Linked DNA regions of Mus musculus: region 1 is linked to region 2. Evidence: chromatin loops called from intact Hi-C (ENCODE). Cell type or tissue: left cerebral cortex. All regions are shown on one strand.

What was found. Hi-C counts contacts between places; a loop is a spot of excess contacts. Peaks named below come from ENCODE experiments on the same cell type or tissue, not always from the same donor. Only the 100,000 strongest peaks of a DNase experiment are listed, where the experiment ranks them.
Region 1: a loop joins it to region 2, with 3.0 times the contacts of the local background. A loop is called at or near these places in 2 of 42 quality-filtered maps.

Annotation. Positions count from the first base shown.
Region 1 is chr1:164,677,761-164,685,760 of GRCm38, reverse strand. No RefSeq gene overlaps it. Among named protein-coding and RNA genes, the nearest start is that of Dpt, 110 kb to the left of the region's middle. In left cerebral cortex, no CTCF peak of the experiment used is centred here; DNase peaks (open chromatin) are centred at 1,779, 2,252, 3,092, 3,919 and 2 more places; H3K27ac peaks cover 4,538 bases.
Region 2 is chr1:164,541,249-164,549,248 of GRCm38, reverse strand. No RefSeq gene overlaps it. Among named protein-coding and RNA genes, the nearest start is that of Gm26685, 42 kb to the right of the region's middle. In left cerebral cortex, no CTCF peak of the experiment used is centred here; DNase peaks (open chromatin) are centred at 1,011, 4,358, 5,561 and 5,866; H3K27ac peaks cover 1,804 bases.

The sequences.
Region 1 (8,000 bases), 140 kb before region 2:
AAGCTTCATGGTGTAGTTCATGGTGTAGTGTAGTAATTAGTTTTCTATTGCTGAGATCAAACACTATGACCAAAGCAGCTTATATTAAATTATTGTCATTAGATCCACAGGGATGGGTCCACTATCATCATAGCCAGGTAGTGTGGTAGTAGACCGGCATAGTGATTAAAACAGGAAGCTAAGAGACGAGGAGTTACATCCCACAAACCAAAGAAGAAGCAGGGAGAGAAAATTCAGAATGTTCAAGTCTTTAAGCTCTCAAAACTGCCCCCTCTGTGACCATACTTCCACTAGCAAACCCATACCTACCTAAATAGGGTCAGCACCTGGAGACCAAATATTCATATGTACAAGACCTATGGGAGATACCTCATCCAAACCACATCTCCTTTCAACAAGATCCAGGTAATGCTACAGAAGAGCATGATTCAAACTTCAGTGAACTGATTCCTTAAGCCTGAGCTTGCCAGTGATACAGAAATGGCAGCATGTCACTGCAAGAAAACAGGCGAGACTTTAGGAAGTGTTTGGTGTGACATGACCCCTTTTGATAGTCTTGAAAACCCCTTTTTCTCAAAAAAAAAATTAAGTATATAAAATAAAATATTATAATAGAAGACAATTATATTCAAGTGTAATTTCCAACATAAAAACAACTGCTTAGGAGTTTTTGTGTATGTGTGTGTATCTGTGTGTGTGCATGTGTGTGTATATATGTTTGTGTGTGTGTGTGTCTATGTTTGTGTGTGTCTGTAAGTATGTTTCTGTGTGTGTCTGTCTGTCTATGTGTGCATGTGTCTATGTGTCTGTAAGTATGATTCTGTGTATGTCTGTCTGTGTATTTTCTATATACCTGATGATTCCCATAGTTTCAACATAATGATAAAAAGGCACAAACATTTTAAATAACTCTTACAATGGTAATGGAATAAGGCTCAGAGTAGTTACAAAGTGACCATCAGAATTTTGTTATCTGTATTTATAGAGAAGGATAATAATGAATCTTCATTTGAGATTAGCAAAAATAACATTGTGAATTTTTTTTCACCCGAGTTCACACAGCCAGTGTTAAGAATTTCTCATTTAAATGTGTGGGAGGTCGTTTCTTACACTCCAATGTACTTGGGAAAAAACCTAGATGCTAGAATAAGCTCTAGAGTCTTGGATACCAAAATAGAGAGATGTTTGCAGTCTACAGTCTATAATGTGTGCATGCAGTGTTCTTGGGATAAAAAAAAAAATCAAAAGAATACTCAGACATGGTCAAGAAATTTTCTAGAAAGTAGAGAAAGGTCAAAATATTCAACAGAAAGTTGTTTTCTTCAGCACTAGCACTGTCTGCGGGTGAGCTGGACACAAGAAAGATGGCATCTCTTTATTGAAGGACCAGATAAGGTTGTCGTTGTCTGTGAATTCACTTCCTCACTTACGGAGGAAGAGGCAGCAACCCCCATCTCCTTCTCTGGAATACTCCTTGTTGAGATCTTCCAAAATATTGGAGCAAATTAAACAGAATAAAATCATTTCTTATTCTCCTTTTTGAAAAATATCACAATATCTGGTGTAAAGATTAATCCTATCTCCCCCAACCTTGGAGAATATGGCCATGGTTGGGAGTCCATACAAGGAGAGAAATGTCAATTTCACTCACATGCGCTGAATTACATGCTAGAAAATTCAGTTCTTTTGAACAACAGAAAAACGCTTTTATATTTAAGCAAGCATTTGTTCTTGGGAAACAAAATGTTCAGCTCTAGTGGTTGCCACAGCAACTGCTTGGGCTAAAAATACCAGATATTCCATAAGCAGAAAAAGTATGTAGTGAGCAAGGAAGAGGAAAGAAAATGGGAAATCTCCCAGAGGAAGGTCAATGACAGAATCCAGACTCCAAAGACCAGGGAGAGCATGTATCTTGGGGACTGCTTCTTCCCATGGGGCAATATGTTTGATAGAAACCTACCGCCTCTGCACCCTTCTTTTCTATCTGCCCACAACTTTCTCTTCCCTCAGAATCACATATACTAAGTATGAGTGGTCCACCTCTCCAAAAGCATCCTTGTCAACAGTAAGGGCATATCGAGCAAGGGTAGGTAGCATTTGCAGGAGGATCATCAAAGATAAAAACCTCTTCCCATTGTTCCTGCTTTTGAGTTGTCTGGTTTTTTTAAGGAATCCTTCCAGTGAAAGAACTGTTTAGGGGCTGGGGTGACAGTAATGTGCTTATCTACCAACCAAGACTAAGTACCTGAGTTTCCTTCCCTAGAACTCACATGAAAGAAAGAGGGGGAAGCCTGACAGGGTGGCTTACGCTTCTAATCCCAGTGCTAGTGGGGAGGCAGAGACAGGCAGATGCCTGTTAGTACTTGCCAACAAGCCAGCCTGACCTGTTTGGTGAACTCAAGGCCAATGAGAGTCTTTGCCTCACAAAACAAATTCGAATTAACTGAGGAACTACCATGAAGGTTGTCCTCCAGCTTCCACATGCATATGCACAGACAGACAGACAGATAGACAGACAGATAGACAGACAGACAGACAGACAGACAGGCACACACACACACACACACACACACACACACACACACGTACTTGTACACATGTTTAATAAGAGAGAGGTCAAACAATCCATTTTTTCTCTTGCTCCAGTGTCTGATAAGCTTTGGCCAATGTTGTTCCTTCACTTGGAGATAAGTGTCTGCCCTCTTCAGTCTACTTAGCTCCTCGTTGATGCCCATTGGCAGGGTCCCCGGCTTGTTGCAGTTTCTCTTCTTAGGTCTGTTCTTTCTTGGAAACACCCCTTCTAAGAGAACTGGCACCACAGATTTCCTACATGGGCATTTATTAGTCTCACTTGCAGGCTCCTGGGATCTAGAGCTTTGCAATAAATCTCTATTCTATTCCCCATGTGCCCAGCACGGTGCCCAAACCACATTTGTTGACAAAATCTGTTCTACTCCCAAGGGGGGAAAGAGGAAGGCTGAGTGATAGGAAATATTGGATCCTGTGGTCAGTGTACAGGTCAGGGTACTAGTTATAGTTTTGTATGACTTCCTCCATACAAGAGTGCCAAGCCCAGTACAAAACCCTCAAGCCCACACGAATGTCATTCTGTTCCCAGTGCTTTGGTCTAAAGTTAGGCAGCATGCTAGAAATGACGTAATAGTCATATCCTATTCAAATACACTGAGGACTTTCAACAATGACTCTATATTCCAGGAAAAACATTAATAGGATTTGGAACCAGAAGAGCGGGTCTCAGTTTCTCGCCCACACTGTCTTTCCTAGACAAGAGGTAATAGACAACGGACCCGTGCTTAGATACCTAACTTCTTCACTTGTACAAACAGGGTATTCAGATCACATTAGCTGGCAGAATTAGTGTGTTTTGGAAAATACATTCTGTTGTACAAACCGTAGACAACACCATGAGTTAATTCTTTCTACTAAATAAATCCCCAAATGCCTTCCCTTTAATCTCCTAAACCTATTTTCATTCCCATTTCCCTAGGTTAAGGCAAGGTCTCTAAATTCTCTTAACTCCAATTAAATTAAGGGAGCCAATTTTCACAACCGATTTCATCTTAGGTTTTGTTCCTGCTGCTATGCATGATTTCTTTGCAACTCAACGTTTACTATTCCCATCATAGTATATGTAATGTATGATATAATGGCATTTTAGATTTGCATAGCAAATTTGCATAGCAGCTATAGTATATAAACCCCTCTCTCCTTACCAGAAGCAGCAAGTCCCACCTGTCCCATCAGTCACTACCTGAAATGTGAAACTCCAGGCAGGCTGCTGCTGAAACTGAAAAGAATTGGACATTGAAGTAATATACTATGAAGACAACGTGTGGTATCCAACAGCTCCTCCTACTTCCTCCCCATGTTCTTGGCAACAGCCAAGAAACATGTTCCCAGGCAGCAAGATGAAGCTGCCTCCAAAAGGTTACCCTAGAACAGTGTCTGCCTCTCAGGATCGGGCATGTCACGTCCGCATTCTACAGTGATGTGAGTTTTGGCACAGCACAGAAGAGGCTTCTGAGAGGAAGGAAATGGTGCCCTGGTGTTCAGCAGCCTCTGGGGTGCTACTTGGCACGCTCTTCAGAAGTCAATCTCTCCTAGAAGATTCTTTAACTCCCTCAGGTCACAGTGAACTTGTGCATAATGCTTTGATCCTTATTATCTTTTTAGAAAAGGGAGGCCACCATGCTTAACACACTGGCATTTTCTTGTGCCTATAGAATATGCATGATTGTGTTCAATGAGCAGGCACAACGAATATACTTAAAGCCATCTATACAAATAGCCTGCAACAGCTCAAATCTGTTTCCAAGAGTCTAATTCACACCTAGATCTTTAGGAGAATTTGAATTTCATATTGTTCGAGTATCTAGCCCATTCCAATCTCATCCTACCTCAGGAATATTAATAACTCAGGTACTTGTTTGCTAGATCTATGTATGATAACAATTGTATCTTCACTTACTTTCTAGATTATTTATAAGCATTTACTGTGGGTGACCATCATCCAGAAAGTCTTCTACTGGGAATGACATTGTCATCAGTGTTCAACTCTAGATGGTAATTGATGGAAAGTGGGAAGGAAATGGGTCCAACAGATGTTAAGAAGTCCATTAGTCTGTGCATTTGTGGTAAGCCTTTGTGTTCCAGAGTCAGCCTAGACGCTGTACCTCAGCCTTGCCATTTTCTGGCTTTATGATTTTGAGAAACATAAAATCTCTGAACATTAATGTATTCATCTGTACAATGAGAGTGACACAGGTGCTCCCCTCATTACTAAGAGACCTAAGATTCAGTCAATGCTTGACTGATCCAAAGAAGAACTTAGAAAATACCACAGAGGGTATTCAATGGACAGGGGTGGGGGGTGTAACCTTTGTCGTGTCACTTACCCATTAAACATGTGCTTGCAAAGTGTCAGGCATTGAATTCAATAAGAAGACATTAAAATATAAATAATCTCCAGTTTCAGGCCTCTGGATATCTTAGTATTTAGAGTGGTCAGTGAGGAGGTGAGGACCTAAAGAGGCCAGTGCAACACAGCAATGGTCCAGCAGATAATGTGGGCACAGCACCATCTGTGGCCACAGAGGAGTTTCCTTGACAAGTTGAAGTCTAAGATACTTAGGAAGAGGGATGTCAGAACTGGATGACAAGGAGGGTATAGTAGAGGTATGTTGGGAAATGTGACAGACAGGCATGTATCACAAACATGGAGAATTTAAAGTATTTGTACAACTGCAGTTATGATATCAGTGGCAGGAAAGAAGAAAGGCTGCATGTTCTATCATGATAGCATATTCTAAGGTCGTTGAATTTTCAAAAAGCTGCTAATACTCCAAATTTCTCTTAGTCATAAGACCATATTGTAAGTCTCTATGGTAACCACTGAAAGAATATTTAAAAGTGAATAATGAAGGAAAGTTACAAATAATAAAGATGTTTATTAACAAAAAAACAAGGAATAATAAAAATAAGCAAATAAGCATTTAAAATAGAAAAATGCATGTATTAAGATGAGAAATTGTACCCGTTACACTAAATGTGCATAGATTAATACGTGAATTAAAAAATAAAATGTATCACAAGGGATGGAAGAAGCATACACTACACTCTTTATAAAATGCATGTTTTAAATATAAAAACCTAGAGAGACTAAAAGTGAATGGATGAAAAATAATGTGACTTGGAATACTGAGTGAGTAAAATCACTTAGATGAGAATGACTTTAAGAAAAGTAGTGCTCACATCTAAATCATTTAAAATGCGTGATAAGCAGCTTTAAGACATAGATACAGACATGGAGACATAGAGATGTGTCCAAAAAGATATCTATATCTATAGTAGAATTACAACTATACATGTCTATATAGATCTCGATCTAGATGATAATACTCTACATTATTAGTATACATATTGTTAATACATACACATAAAATCTAATCAAAATGTATTACATTTTGTGTTAGTTTATAAACAATGTCTAAGCAAATTCCAAATTGTATTATTTCAAAGTATATATGTCAAACCATAGTGGATTTAGGTGAAAATAATAGTACAGATATTTTTTAGAAGTTTCTCAGATTTATAGGAATTTATCAGTATTCCCTCAAACAACCACTAGTTCAGAAATGTAATTGCAACAAAAAAAAAATAAGATATTTTAAAATAAATAAATAGAAAAGCATAAAAACATAGCTATTGAGGTAAAACCAAAATGGCACTTATAGCTAAATATAATTATATGCCTTAAAGTGTACACAATGAAAAATAGTAAGAGCTAGCATAAATAAGTTCTAAAAAAGAGCAAGCTAAAAGAAAATATCTTCAAATTAAACCTAAAGGAAGAGAAAAAGGAAATAAAACATAGCAACAATGGGAAGCTGAGTCTAGACTGAGGAAGTGGGTCTGTGTCTGGGGGATGGGGTCTAGGTGGCAGGTGAATATCCTCTCCCCTTAATCTTTATATTTCTCTCAAGTGGATGGTTGGAAAAAGGTCATTGCTGATTGGGGAAGGGGAGCCACATTACCCTTGGCTACTCCCTGTCTTGCTTGCTTCTTGGATGACCACAAAGTGAACAGCCTCCTCCACCTCATATTTCTGTCACTCTGAGCTGCTGGGTGAGCCTTGCTTTCTGCCATGCTATCTCCACCATGATGGATTGAAACTTCCTGAAATCATGATCCCAAGCCTACTTTCAGCCCTAAATTAATTCTCTTCAAACCTCACTCTCACTCATTCACTCTCCCCATTTCTGTGGAGCCCTGTGCCGTGCACCTCATGGGGTCGCTCTGTACTCTTTGTTTGAAGAGTTACTTTTGAATCTTTCTGATCTTGGATGTTCTTGCCCTTCTTCTTAGCTCCTCTATAATGGCTTTAACATGACAGGCTTCTTCTGTAATTAAAACCATAAGAAGTATCAGACATCCATAAGCTTCTAGATTCAGAATCTGGACTAGGACTAAAAAGTTGTTTTTATCAAAAAAGTTAATAAAACATTGCTTAAGACATTAAGTGCCCCTGGGAACAAGAACCCAGCCTCTCCTGCAAACAAAGCACTCAATGAAAGCTAAGACCTATGTATAAATGTATTTTTGTTGAAGCTTTTCCACTGGGAACTACGGAGGGCAAACCACTGTAGATAAGATGAGAACTGACCTCAGCTGACCCAAAACTCTTGCCCAAAGCACAAAACAAAGCCCCAATCAAACTCTGGACTCAGGCGAAGTTCAGGAAAAGGTCAGAGAGGGAGGGTAGGTGAGGGTGAAGATTGAGGAGTAAAAACATCAGTATGATCTCCTCTTCCTGCCCAAGAGTTGCACTGCCAGCCAGACTATCATAAGAAAGGCGCTGTGTGCAAACAGTCAAGCCCAGCTGAAGCCAACACAGACATCAGCCCACTGGATGTTTTACTTCATTCCTAAAGAAATAGTTCATGTGGACAGGTTCTTGGAGATCAAAAAGTGAAAGGGTCACGCTCCTCTCCCAACAAGGTGTAGGTAAGGGCTGAAGAGTTATTAAGTGTTCAGGTGTAGCTAAGATTTTAAAAGAAGGTAACACAAAGCTAAAGGCAGCCATTGTGTGGACCAGCTGGACCTTGGTCCACATCTCTAAAAGCACAGCAAATGCACAGCCTCTTCCTAAGAACTGTATGTGACTTCAATGTTCTGTGAGAGAATACCAAGCAACATTAAAAATTAATCTGTGTTGAGAAATCCATATGGTTATAAAAATTGTTTAGTTTTTGAGCTTTAACTCTCTGGCATGAAATTATAAATCACTCTGGTCTGCCCCAAGCTTTCCCTTAAAGGGTCATTAGGGAGAGAGGACTGGGTTGAATGGATTGATGTTTTGATTTAATGTGACACCTATCGTATTTTTTTGGAGATCCAGGCAACCATTTGAACGGAAGAAATAAATGATTTGGGCAAAGCATGCTTTGGGTAACAGTTATCAAACTTGTACTTTAATCATT
Region 2 (8,000 bases):
GTATGTGTGTTAATATTTTGAATGGATGGCTTTACCTTTTTCATTTTCTTTCCTTCAACCTTTGTCAATATCATTTAGAAACTTCTTTAGCAAGTAATAATAAATGAAAGCAAGAAACTAAAGAATACATGTATATACACACATATGTGTGTATATTACAATCATTCTTCCTTTGTAACACATTATAATTTTAACCACTTACTTATTTGAGATTATGTGTCTCTTACTCTCTGCTTCTCCTGCTAGATATGTGCCATGAGAGACACACCAGGCTCTCTCATTCCTTATATTTCTATAACCAACAGGGTGCCTAGTTCATAGGCAAACACTCAATAGTTGTTGAATGAATGAATGAAAACGTTGAATTGATGAATAAATGAGAAATCTTGTGTTTGGTTTAGCTGAGCAAATTCTTTGAACAAGCCCTGGATAAGACATGAGCCCATGTCCCTATAAAGAACCCATGATAATGTAAAGAAACAGAAGGGCCTTTCAAGGAGTCTCTCAAGTTGTTTATTGGGTAAATTGTTCAAATAAATGCCAGAGATCTTTGTCCTTATTTTTATTACACAAAATTTTTCATCTTAGAAGTGCTTTAAAAACAGGTCCCCTTCATTTTAAGTTTATTAATGAATCTTCCTGTTTGTACCTGAGAAGCCTTTATGATAAAGTCATAAAGGGCCCAAGGGAGAAATAAATGAAACACATAAGTTCAACCCGAGTTATTAATAGTAATAAAAAACAAGAAATCACACACGCCAAGGACAGAGAAACTACACCGGTAAGCATAAAACAGAAAACAAAGATGGGGGTGGGAGTGTTTCAAGACATGTAGACACATCGACAAGAGATAACAGAACTGAGAGAAAAATTATTCCTCTCGTTGCCTGAGTGTGTGCGGAGGTTTGAATGCTGCAGCATCCACTGGGAAGGCGGCTCAGGTGCAGATCTCAGCAGGGCTGGGCTGGAAGCCGAGAAACTCGACCTTCAGCGCTGCCTCCCACCTTTTACATGTTCCCACATTCTCACCCACCAACAGATTTCCTGTCTTGCTGCTGGCCAGCCTTCCCTCACCTTCCCACAGAACTGTCTTCTAATTATCAACACCCTGTAGGGTGAGACCTCTTCTTTCAGGCCTATTCTCTCTTCAGTCCTGCAAGGCAGCATAGGCCTAGGTCTCACAGCCTTAGAACCCAAACTCTTTGTCTCTCTTGTAATTTAACTCACACTCTTCTTCATCTTTGAGTGACTTTACAGAGATAGAATTATCTGGCCATGCCAGGCCTCCATTTAGAGTATACAGATCAGCAGTTTCAGTATATTACAACTGCACAGTCACCACTGTTAGCTCTAGAATGGATTCACAGTCCTGAAAATATATTCCATTACACTGGCTAAGCAGCCATTCCCCTGGCTTCTGCCTCCAGGGAGACACTTTCTGTGACTCGAACAACATATATGTGCTCTGGCTCCTTCCTCTAAGCAGGAAGTTTTCAATGTTTACCCCTGTTATAATGGGAGTCAGGATCTGTATTCCCTTCCTCGTTTCAGAATAATAGCCCATTGTATGAATAGCCTGCATTGTGTTGACTGATTCTCTGAGTGATAGATATTTGGTTTATTCCCACTTGTTGGCCATGATGATAACATTCTCTCCTGGTGTGTTAGAACCGGAAGACATGTAGCAGTCACCTGGCATGATGCCTGTTTAACTTATAGCTCTTTTCTACAAAGCCTTTAAGATTGTGTTTAGCCTTATCTGAATGACTCCAAAATGGGGAACTATCCTGGTGAGGCACAATGCATATATATTCCTGAAAAAGTCACTATTCTCTTCCAGAGCCAGACTGTCACAGCTGCTGGGAGTTCATATGTTCAGTTGCCCCACTGTGCCTAGAAACTACTTCACTGACACTAGCTCTTAAAAAAACCTTTCTGCCCCCTCTTCTGCAATGATCCCCCCAGGCCTCAGGAAGGAAATGTAGGCTATAGGTGTCCTGGTTAGGACTATTAACCCTCTGGAATCCCACTTCCTCATCTACATATTTGGAATGTCAATCCACTTTGCCTCATAGGTAGCTAAGAGACATAGGTAGAGCAAATGCTAGGTAATGGTTAATATTCTCCATCATTGTCAAAAAGCTATAATATGCCTTCCTGTGAGCTATTATTGCTAATTGTCGATATAAGATATGAGATCTCTTTCTTTCCAAGGTACCACCACTGTTCCCACAATATTATCTATATATCCCACATATCAGGAAATAGTAATGAGTACCATTAATTTTCCCAGATATGCTATATTGACATGTAAACGCCACCTTCATTAAACAAACTTTGGAGGAGTTGGCTAATATCATAATAAAATGATCAAGATGTCCCCCAGGGATCCAAAGCAGCCATTTGGTTCACATTTGGGGCTTTAGGAACAAGAACATTTGGATGGGTAAGACCTCGAGGGACAAAGAAAACACAAATAGAAGGCAAAGGGGACTAAATAAGAAATAGGATCACCATGCAAATGAGGACAACTTCTGTTCCCACTTCCTTGTCCAAGCACACAGATTGCTATCTGCCTGCTGCCTGCTCTTTCCATGGAATCTTCCTCATTCCTATGGGGTTCTGGAAGCTGAAGTAAGTCTTCTCTAAGGTACTGTCTCTGTGGAAATGGAGAACTTTTGGGATGTACAAATGTCTAGGAGACTGACCACTATAACTGCTAAAGGTAGCTCAGCCAGATACTCAGTCCAGTATCCATTTCGCAAATACTGATTAAGCCACACATTTCTCAGCCAGGAAGACACGCATTTACACTATCCATTCCTCAGCCATGAAGACAGGCACTTTCAGCCTTCAGGGGAATCCACATCTGGCTCTGCCTTCAAGAAGATCATTGTGTGTGGAAGCTCCCACAATGAGCTGGATCTGAGAAGCATTAGTCAGAGAGAGAGAGAGAGAGAGAGAGAGAGAGAGAGAGAGAGAATCCTCTATGTCACTTTAGAAGATAGAAGGAACCCAGAGAGAAGACCACGGGGGATTCCACAGCTCTCTCACTGATTTTCACACAAATTCTAGGAGGGATAACAGCAAGAACATACACACACGTGCACACACACACACACTAGCTTCTTCCTGGGAAATCAGTAGCTACACCTAGAGCTTCCTCTACTAACGGCATCTAGGGTAGACTTCAAAGTCCAGAGAACTAGTGACTAGCAAACAGTGTGAAGAGGACAATCAAAGCTGGGCTTTTCGTAACAGGCAGGCATTTCCAATTCACAAAGTCAGTTTTGGAAATCAGGGAGAGCAGAGGACCTGATATCTCACATCTGTTCAGCACAGTGCACTTCCTAATAGTCTCTGTCCAACTTAAATGCCAATTAGGAAGCCCCTGATGGAAGTCAAGCCATCTGCTGCATACTTTGAGCCTGCTAATTCATTGTAATTTTGATGCTTGTGTTAGCTGATTGTTGTCAGAAGGTGGATCAGAAATTGGTAGCTTGTGCCAAGTTCAAACAGTTTGAGAATGGCAACAAGGTTACGTTGTCTAGGAAGTCTCTGTTCACTGGTTCCCCCACTCCTCTACCTAGAGTAGGCACCCTTGATAGCTTAAGTCTCATACTACAACCTAAGGAAATGGAGAAAAGAATTCACATGATCAAGGGACCTCTTATGGGCCAACTGGTTTCCTATACTACCTGGCATGGACTGGAGTGTGTCCCTGCAAATGTGTGTGTTGAAATCCTAGTACCCAGGACCTGAGAATGTGGTTCAATGAGATGAGTTTTGGTGATGACTGAAGAAATATTTGCAGAGAAGCACATAAGAGAATAGCCTGCCGGCCTTGGTCTCCGAACCACAGGGTTTTGGTTTTATTTTTATTGTTTTCTTGCCTTGTTTTACTTTGTCATTTTGTTTTAGGAGACAGGGTTTCACTATATAACAAAGGCTGGCCAGGAACTTGCTATGTAGATCAAGCTGACTCGGAACTGGCAATCTTCTTGCTTCTACTCCTGAGTACTGGGATTATAGGTATGCACTAGTGTGACCAGCTCAAGGAGCACATGCATGATTGCCTGCCTTACTGTGTGCGTGTGCATGTGCGTGTGCGCGTGTGTGTGTGTGTGTGTTTTAGTTCAGGAGCCTCAGGAATATTAAGCAAGCCTTCTAACACTGAACTATATATCTCTAGCCCCCAGCTAAGGAACTTTTCTTTGCAGGAGCATTGAGCACATTTTCTAGGGTCACAGAACACAAGAGCTGATAATGGATTTTCATCTGGACTCGCTCCCAGAGAACTCCGCATCTCTTCATCTCATTGACAGTAGTACAGTGGCTAGAAAAAACGCTTCATTTGCAAACTACACGATTCAAATGTGCAAAAATAAAAATGTGAGTTCTTTTATTCATCTCTAACTCCACTTCTATTTCAGTCACCAATTTTCTTCTTGTTGGCAGAAAACTTGATCCAGTCAATTGAGATAAAAACAGTAGTCATATTTAAATGTGGTCATTTCCATATTTCCTACTCTTTAAGTAGCATCAAAGGTTGGGAGATTTCGACAGTAGATGATCTGGAGTGAAAGGGGCCTGTGGTAGCTTCGCTCACTCTATCCGGGACGTCTGTAGCCACTGGCTCTTCCTGGGACAGCTGAGATTCTATCTTGTTTCCAGCCTTGGTCCACATTGGTTCCTCTGCTTCTGCTTCATCCAGATCTCATGTATAGAGGCCATCACTTGGATAATTCTGAGTTCCCTTTCCCTACTGATAGGGTATTTGGGCGCTCCCTCCTAAAAGATCATCTAGATAGGAGGAGACCCTGGGTTTAATTCTTTGTACTACAGTACACATACATATACAAACATACACACACAGACACACACACACACACACATACAACAGGCAGACATACACACACACACATACACACAGAGAGGTGCACATATACACACACTCACGCACGTATATATATTCACATATACTCACATGCAACACATAGATACATGTCCACACTTACACATTCATGCATATATACACAGACACACACACATGCACACAAACACTCTCTCAGCATACTCACACATACACACAGTTATATCCACAGAGTCAGACATAAACACACCCACTCACAAACACACACAGACACACACTCATGCATACACACACATAGTCATACACAGAGAGACATATACATACACTAACAAACACAGACATACACAGACATACACACACAGAGACACACACTCACATAGACATATATACATGTACACCCAGGCATGCACACACACTTTCACACACACATACACATACATACATGCACACACTATTAGAGGGTCAATGTAGTTGGGATTCAAAAATAATAATAGCAAAATCGATCGGGGGGGAAAAAATAAATGTCAAGAATGTTTAGATGGAGTCTGTAAGGCATCCATCTGTGTGAGAGAAAAGAAAGAAGCAACAGCTGTTGGGGCTCAGACGGGAAGAGACAAGTCGGCATCAGAAACATGAGGCACATGCACCCACTATTGCTAGTGCCTTGCTGTAATCCCAGAAGACTCTGTTGCAAGAGCCTGGCTCCTTAAACTCCCTTCCTGCAACTCCCTCTCCTTCTCTACTCCCACAGCAGAGATGACCTTGACTCCGACTCTCAGTTCCTAGTCCAGCCCCGAACAGAGGCACACTCAAAGCTCCCTTAAAGAAAACATTGACGCCTCCTCCTTCAGCTTCCTTTCTCCATACACAGGCTTTGGGAAAGGTCTGTGGCCCTTGATACTTCCCTGAAGAACCTCAGTTTGAACAGATTTAGATAGGCCAGTGTTTTTTGCTTTCAGTTCCAAGAATATCTAAGCTCCTGCTTTTTCCCGGTAAATGACGTAATTACACTCACATCTATAAGGGAAACCAAACGTTAGTGAAGCAAGCTATATGGGGAACACAGGAGCCCAAGAACATGACTTGGTACTGCCTGTATTTTATAAAACCCTACCCTACAATAACCATGCTGCCAAGTAAATAGAGACAAAGTCCAGAGGGGACAAGGAATTGAAGAGGGAAAAAACAGCCCCAGTGTTTGGTGTTCTGTTCTTACGTCACCTCCTCAAGTGAGGCCAGGCCTGTTCCCTCTCCCTCAGCAGCCCCTCCCCACACCCATCACCTTTGTAACCATCTTAGCAGCTGTCTTCTACTTGGTTTCACCCATTTATATTGTTGTCTCTCTGCTCTTCTCTACCCATCACACACACACTACACACACACACTCACTTGGAGGCACATGCACACACCACACACAGAGAGAATAAGGATATAAGCTTAGGAGCGAGTGGGCTTGGACTGTTTACTGTTATCTTCCTAGTGATTACAGTATGTCATGCATGGCTTCAGTATTAGCCACAGGAAGCATTATGGGATGGAGGGGCATAGGCGACTGTTGTCTGGTCATCCCTCTCCCAACCCCAGCTTTCCAAACTTCCGGTGGCACCAAGAGTCTCAAGAGGCATTACCCAAAGCTTGCCATCTTAATTCTTTCAAGAGCCAAGTTTATGCTTTTCTCCCACCACTTAGCTGACTCCTGACTCGGGTTGTTCTTACGAGGCCATAGGCCTGTCATCAAGGCTTTGCTTAGCATGGCACACATCCTACAGGGAGAGCCAATGTTCCTTATGACATATGCTTCTGTGCCACCAGCCAGGATCACCCCAAAACCTCTCCTCTGCTCACCCCACAACAATGTGGGGAGAAGGGAGTATGTTAACCAGGAATAGGAGTCATGGAACAGACAGCACTTCACCTTCTTCAGTCAGGGTTCCATTCTGAGGTCTCTATGTTGGCCCATATCCCTCCCCATAAGGACAGCCAGTCTCCACCCTAAAGGCTACCTCTTCTGTGGTCCTCCCTGGCATGGGCTCTGGCATGGCCATGGTTCTGTTTATCTCCTCTCTAAGCAGGATGCTGGAACATCTCCCCTCCAATGCCCTCTTCATCTCATTTACCAGACAGACTTCTTCCTTTCAAGCTCCAGCCCAAACCTAGAACTTGTCTGATCCCATCTCCTTCTCAATCTGGATTGATCCTCCTCCTCCTCCTCCTCCTCCTCCTCCTCCTCCTCCTCTTCCTCTACCTCCCACAACCAGCGTGTTTGTCATTCTATGATGTAATTACAATTTCCCTCCCCTTTCACCCACCTGCTATGGGGAAGGGTGCTAATGAAGACAGAAGTGGGTCTGGTATCTGCAGTACTGGTTGTCTCTAGCTCAGAGTCTGATACGTGCTCATCATAAAATGAATGTTTAGACACTCACTTATTCATCCCACATACTGGAGCCAGCACTAACAGTATGAAATAAAAAACCTCAGGCATGATCTCTATCCCCATGGGGTCTGCATTATAATTGGATGTGGGGGGAGGGTAGGTAAGGAGAGCAGGCAGTAACCAAGTAAATAGGTGCTGGTTATTATTAAGCTCATGAAGGAAATAAATAGTACTTTGATTAACATTAATAGAGGGGTGTTTCTTTTTTATTTTTAACTTGTTTTTCAACTATTTTTATTAGATATTTTCTTTATTTACATTTCAAATGTTATCCCGTTTCCTGGTTTCCCCTCTGAAAACCCCCTCCTCCTACTCACCAACCAACCCACTCCTACTTCCTGGCCCTGGCATTCCCCTACACTGGAGCATTGAGCCTTCATAGGACCAAGGGCCTCTCCTCCCATTGATGACCAACTAGGCCATCCTCTACTACATATGCAGCTAGAGCCATGGGTCCTACCATGTGTACTCTTTGGTTGGTGGTTTAGTCCCTGGGAGCTCTGGGGGTACTGGTTAGTTCATATTGTTGTTTCTTCTATGGGGCTGGAAACTCCTTCAACTCCTTGGGTCCTTTCTCTAGCTCCTTCATTGGGGACCCTGTGCTCAGTCCAATGGATGGCTGTGACCATCCACCTCTGTATTTGTCAGGCACTGGCAGAGCCTCTCAGAAGACAGCTATATTACCAATCC